Linked DNA regions of Homo sapiens: region 1 is linked to region 2. Evidence: chromatin contacts called from ENCODE Hi-C or POLR2A ChIA-PET data. All regions are on one chromosome and are shown on one strand. Each heading gives the region's core, a stretch centred on a gene start or an enhancer-like site at or near the end of the contact. The rest is flanking DNA. Distances are from core to core; before and after follow the strand shown.

What was found. Hi-C counts contacts between places; a loop is a spot of excess contacts on that map. ChIA-PET counts read pairs that join two places held with the same protein, here RNA polymerase II (POLR2A). Pooled maps may share reads with other maps.
Region 1: a pooled map shows a loop between it and region 2 (2.8-fold over the local background). The contact joins the promoter of ETNPPL here to the promoter of RPL34 in region 2. A Hi-C loop is called at or near these places in 2 of 50 pooled maps. POLR2A ChIA-PET finds 5 or more read pairs at or near these places in 2 of 52 experiments (H1 and HepG2).

The regions. Positions count from the first base shown.
Region 1 is chr4:108,761,582-108,764,604 of GRCh38, reverse strand. ETNPPL (ethanolamine-phosphate phospho-lyase) reads left to right here and starts at 1,552. Exons shown (of 13, transcript NM_031279.4): 1 at 1,552-1,762. The coding sequence starts at 1,707.
Region 2 is chr4:108,619,160-108,621,859 of GRCh38, reverse strand. It overlaps RPL34 (ribosomal protein L34), which reads right to left and starts at 1,284. Exons shown (of 5, transcript NM_001319236.2): 1 at 1,260-1,284. It overlaps RPL34-DT (RPL34 divergent transcript), which reads left to right and starts at 1,403. Exons shown (of 4, transcript NR_026968.1): 1 at 1,403-1,552. RefSeq lists enhancers at 1,272-1,321, 547-1,746.

The DNA of each region.
Region 1 (3,023 bases), core at 303-2,802, 140 kb before region 2:
GTAGCTGGGATTACAGGTGCCCACCACCACGCCCAGCTAATTTTTGTATTTTTTTAGTAGAGATGGGGTTTTGCTATGTTGGCCAGGCTGGTCTGGAACTCCAGACCTCAGGTGATTCGCCCAGTTTGGACTCCCAAAATGTTGGGATTACAGGCGTGAGTCACGGCGCCTGGCCTAAAATCTGGAATTAACACACTGTTCCTCATAGGACTCCATTTCTCTTTCTACCTTAGGCAATCCAATTCTACTCCTCCTGCAGTGCATGAATATATATTAATAACTTTTTTCAAGAGAAAGATCAGTTGCAAATACTTATCAAATGTGTTGATACATGCAAATTAGGCTTTCCCTGCTGCCCTTTCAAAACACAGAGAGAATAAAATGACCTATCCTTAACCCAATGACTAAGTGTTTGTGTGAACTTGAATAAACCTTCACCTTTCCTGTGCCTCACTGTTCTTATCTACAGAGCAGAGAAGTTAAACCAGATGACTTCTAGTTAAAATAATGTATGATTTAATGATTCAGTTAATTAAGATTCTATTGGGAGGCCGAGGCGGGGGGATCACGAGGTCAGGAGATCGAGACTATCCTGGCTAACATGGTGAAACCCCATCTCTACTAAAAATACAAAAATTAGCCGGGCGTAGTGACGGGCGCCTGTAGTCCCAGCTACTCGGGAGGCTGAGGCAGGAGAATGGCGTGAACCCGGGAGGCGGAGCTTGCAGTGAGCCGAGATTGCGCCACTGCACTCCAGCCTGGGTGACAGAGCCAGACTCCATCCTCAAAAAAAAAAAAAAAAAAAAAAAAAAAAAAAAAGTTTCTACCTGTGCACATATTTAGCTTCAGATATGATCTGTGTGAGAAGACCATCTTGAAGGAAGTCAAGAAATCTAAGAATGAGTCCCGTTTTCAGCATCAAGTGGATATATAATCATTAGAACAGGGAATAACCTCACTTTCCCCGTTCATTAAATGGGGTAACACTCGTGGTCATCTCTCAGGGTTGTTTTGAAGACTGAACAAGATAAGTCATGTGAATGTGTTTTGTAAGTTGTATAGTTAGAGGAATTAGAAGTGTAATCATTGTTAAAGGAGATGTTTGAAACACTGCATATATCATCACTGCCAATGGAGATAACAGGCTGAGTCCGGGTTATTTCTCGTTAGGACGCGTCCTTGTGCTGAGTAAATGGTAGGTTACCTTATCAGACTGCGCAGTGAGTCTTGATCCGGGAAGCGCCTAACTCCTGAATTTTTACCAGAAAATAAAGGACTACACTAAAAAGAAACCAGAAAGAACGTGGGAAGGAGGGAATTCGCAGGCAGAGGAGGAGGAAAAGCAAAGACGAGGCAAAGTTAGGAGAATGAAAGGCGAATTCAGAGGAATGATAGGGGCGGGTAGGGCCGAGCCGGCCTGGCAGGACAGGGTGGTGGCGAATGAGCTGCTAGCCCGGCGACCTGCCCGCGGCCCCGGCGGGGGAGGAGGAGGGGCTTGGCAAAGGGCAACGCCAGAGCCAGACTTAAAAGGGAGATGATCCTAGCTAGTTGACGCCACCGGTGACCTCCGACGCCCCGGGCAAGAGAACGCCAGGAGGGATAACGGGAGGAAGGCCGGCCGGGGCCGCCAAGGCAGTCCCAGGCTCGCGTAGGAGGCGCGCAGACCTTGCACCTTGCACCTTCGCAGCGCCCTGCACCCCGCCACCATGTGCGAGCTGTACAGTAAGCGGGACACTCTGGGGCTGAGGAAGAAGCACATCGGGTAAGGGCACCCTGGCCCGGAAGTAAGTGCAGAGAGGGGGCAATAACGAGTGCAGAAGGTGGAGAGAGAAAGCCGGCTAGGGAACAAACGATGCGCTGCAGCCGCACTCCGTGCCCGCCGCGCCTGTGCACGCGCCCCGCGCGCCTCCACCTGCAGGGGCCGCGCGGACTCCCAGAAACGCTCCTGGAACCCGGAACGCTGGGCTTCCTGCCCGCTCGAAAGTCCCCGGCTCGCTCTGCAGCCGGCGGACTAGCGGGGGCTGCCGGCCGGCTAGAGGGGTTGGTGGATGACGGCCAATAGCCCTAGCAGACACCATTCCAGGGATGGGAGATGGGTGGAAGAAGGATAGCGCTCCGCCACCCCCACACAACTCGAAAGTTTTTGGAAACTGTGAACTGAGAAATATTTTTTCATGATGGCTCCGCAAACAAACCAATTCTGACAATTTTTACTTAAAGTGAGCTTTTTCTTCTTGCATGCTTGGTTAAGTGATGAAGGGTTTATCTAGCCAATAGAAAAACTTGAAACCACCTTCTGTTAGAAAAGCAGAGACTTTATTTAGATCCCTCTTACCCAACTTGCTCTCCCAAGCTGTGTTCTTCCCAGCCTGCTTGTCTTGCCCCCGTCACAAACGACTTAGTAATATAAAGGTGAGTATATAAGACCGACAGGGGCTCTAGCTCTCGTTGGATGTCATATTCCCTGTGTGGACCTCTGTCAAATTAATTGTCTCTTCTATGAAAGTAGGAATAACATTCTACTTCACAGGAGCAAGAAGATGAGATTAATATGTTAGTGTTTTGTGCGTGGTTTTTAAAAAGATACGTGTAAATATAAATGATGATTAATGACCCCGAATACTGTAAAGTCAACCGTCTGCAATATTCACTTGAAATGAACGACTGCAGCCGGGCCAGTGGGCATGAGAGAGCACTTGGGGTTACAAGGAAGAAAACAATCCGCATCCTCTTCGGAGGAATGCTGGACAGTTTCTCAGACTGAAGCTCCTCACCCCAACTGGAGGGGTTTCTGGGTGGTTTGGAAGACTAGTTCCATCTCTCTCAGCCGCTAAGTGGGATCAAAATAATCCAGTTCTTTCCCCATTAATCAATCACTACCCTACTTTTTCTAATCACTCACTGCGTTAGTTTTCAATCTTAGTTAGATTCCGGTAAATGCCTAATGGTTTCTGACATGAGCAGAACAAATTTTCTAAAAGCACGAGTGTAGCCATGGGCTGACTGGATAAAGGAGAATTTTA
Region 2 (2,700 bases), core at 35-2,534:
CATATCCTTGTATGTAACACCCTTAAATTAAGATGTATTATTCCACATTTTAAAACTACTTGTATTTAAAGGTGACTGATAAACAAGAGGCCAAGAATGTTAGCTTTCCTGATGGTAATCAAACGTGGCACTTCCTTAACGTTCTGATGACCAGGCTCCTTACTCAGAGTCTAATTTTGTTTGGAGTGGTGTCCAGAAAAGTGCCACGAGCCCAGTTGGAGAAACACCGCTTTAAACAAAGAGCACAAAAAGTGAGCTCTGAAGTCGAATCCTTAGCTATGCCATTTACTGGGAATATAAAGGGCAAGGAGCTAGCCTCCTTATCTCTAACATGGGAATTCTGTCTACTTTATACAGCTGTCATTAGGATTAAACGACGTGGGCTATCCGTCCCAACACAATGCCTGGCACATATCAGGGTTCAATGTCTTGCCCTAAAGCACCACCTGCGTAAAGGCATACCCTTTAATACTAATTTTGATATTACACAAGTTTCTTTGGGTTATGGCACCTGCTTTCTTCCCACTTCTGGAAACATCGTGATGTTATTTAGCAAATCGGTTATACAGATATGCATACGAGCAACTTCGTTAAGGGAACTACCCAACGTAAAACATAATCAATACTTGAACTAATTTAATCTTCCCATTCCACCCCTTGTAACCACCTCATTTGTTGTCACAAGCCTCTCACTAAAATTAAACTAAAACAGAATTACCAGACACCAAAACTTGACACGTAAAACCAGTGCGAGTGATTTATGAAGCCATTATTCTGTTTGCATCTCCAAAAGCAAGACAGAAACTTCTAACACATTTTTCTCTTCCTTGACATGGGCCTTGGACGCAGAAGCCAAATAGCGAAACCACCCGAACTCGCCGGACCCTGCCCTCCCAAAGACTAAGGACACGTACAGGCGTGCTGTGAAAACGTGGGTGTAAAATATGAAAACGTTTGGCGATTTTCCAGACTCAAACCGCCAAACCACAACTCGTTAGTCTCCAAACGCTACACTTGGAATGCAGCAAAGTCCCGGGTGGTGAGCTGTGGCTACTCACGGCTTTGGAGGTGCCACCAGGAACAAGGGATTTCCAAAGATCAAAGTAAGGAACTTCCTCACCACCAACCTCCCTGTTGTGCCCCTTACCCCTACACCAGCTCAAAGGACTGCTTCTGAGAGCTCTAGGCTTCCTCAGCTCCTCGGATGGCAGCCGATTGGTAAGGAAATAAAGACAGGGAAAAGAGAACAACATCCATACCTGCAGACAACGTCCCCGGAAGAGGAAGAAAAAAGCCTTTGCCAGTTCAAAGGTCAAATAGAATTGCGCAGGACAGGAAGTTGCGTCAGAGAGAGAGTATCCGTGTTGTACGGAAGCCGACGCACCTCTCCGACGTGGGCAGAGATGCAGGGAACCACCACGTTGTACGGCAACCAACGTGCCGCCCCTCTGTGGGCGGGGATTCACACTAGCTGTCTGTGTCAAGGCCACGCAGAAATCTATTGGAAATCGCTGTGGAAACAAACGCAAATGAAAAGCCGCAAAGAGCAAAGGTGGGACAAAATCAACTTCTTTCGTTGTCATGGACACTGCACTTTTAATCTAAAGGGCGCCAGCTCTGGCGTTAGACCTGGGTTTAAATCCCAACTCTTGACATTTATGGTTAAGGGACCTTCAAGGACCAGGGACCTTCAAGAACCTTCCCTTCTTCAACCTTCCCTTCTCTTTCCTTGTCATTTATTCAGAGCACAAGCTTTACAAACAAATTGGGATTTTAATCCAGTGTCTGCTAATTATTAGCTATGTTACTTTGAGCAAGCCCTTAAATCTCTAAAAGGAAGATATTAGGAACTACCGTGCCATGTTATGTCATGATCAAAGGCATTATGAAGTTAAAGCACTTAGCACAGGGTCTTATAGAGAGGAAGTGCTCAGTAAATGGTTGCTAATCTTATGATTATGTACAAAGAACTACTTGAGGCTTTTCATGGGTGGTAAAGTTTAACCTTTAAAACAGTATGTAAAATTTTACATTAAGCGCACGTGTGTATTTTTCTGAGAAGAGGGTCCCTGGCTTTCATCACCTTGTCAAAGGGATTCATGACCTCTAAAAAAGTAAAGAACTCTTTGCCTGGGCTGTAAAAGACAATTCTAAAAGGGGCCTTTAAGTTTTTAATCTTAGATCAGGCTCCCTGGAAACACACCTCGAAGAGACTTGAGTGTTGGCTTATGGGGAGCGCTCTTAGAATGCACCTCCAGGAAGCTGAGAAAGGCGGGGTCAGGTGATCCACAACGTGGTTGCTGTGAGGCAGCTGCATTGCCCCAGAAGAGAGGATTTGGATAGGATATCCCAGTACCCACTCAACTTTCCTTCTAGTATTTCTAATCCATCTAGCAAACCAAGAAAGCAGGCAAGTGACTGAGGGCATGTAGTCTGTCTTGAACTGTGAGGCCTATTGATTCTATCAAGCCTCACATCACTGCCATCTTTGTCACAACACCAGATGGAAGGCTCTGGTTATATCCTTCCCTCTGCTCACTCTCAAATAGCTGCTTCTCCCCCGACCTTGTCATCAGCTACTTCCCTCCTTTCCAGTCCTTTGATTTTTGTCCTCTGAAATCCTTTTCGTCTCTGTGCCAGGCATTGAGATGGAAGCTTGCATAGAGAGACAAATGTGGTTTTTGAATAAATGCACTAATG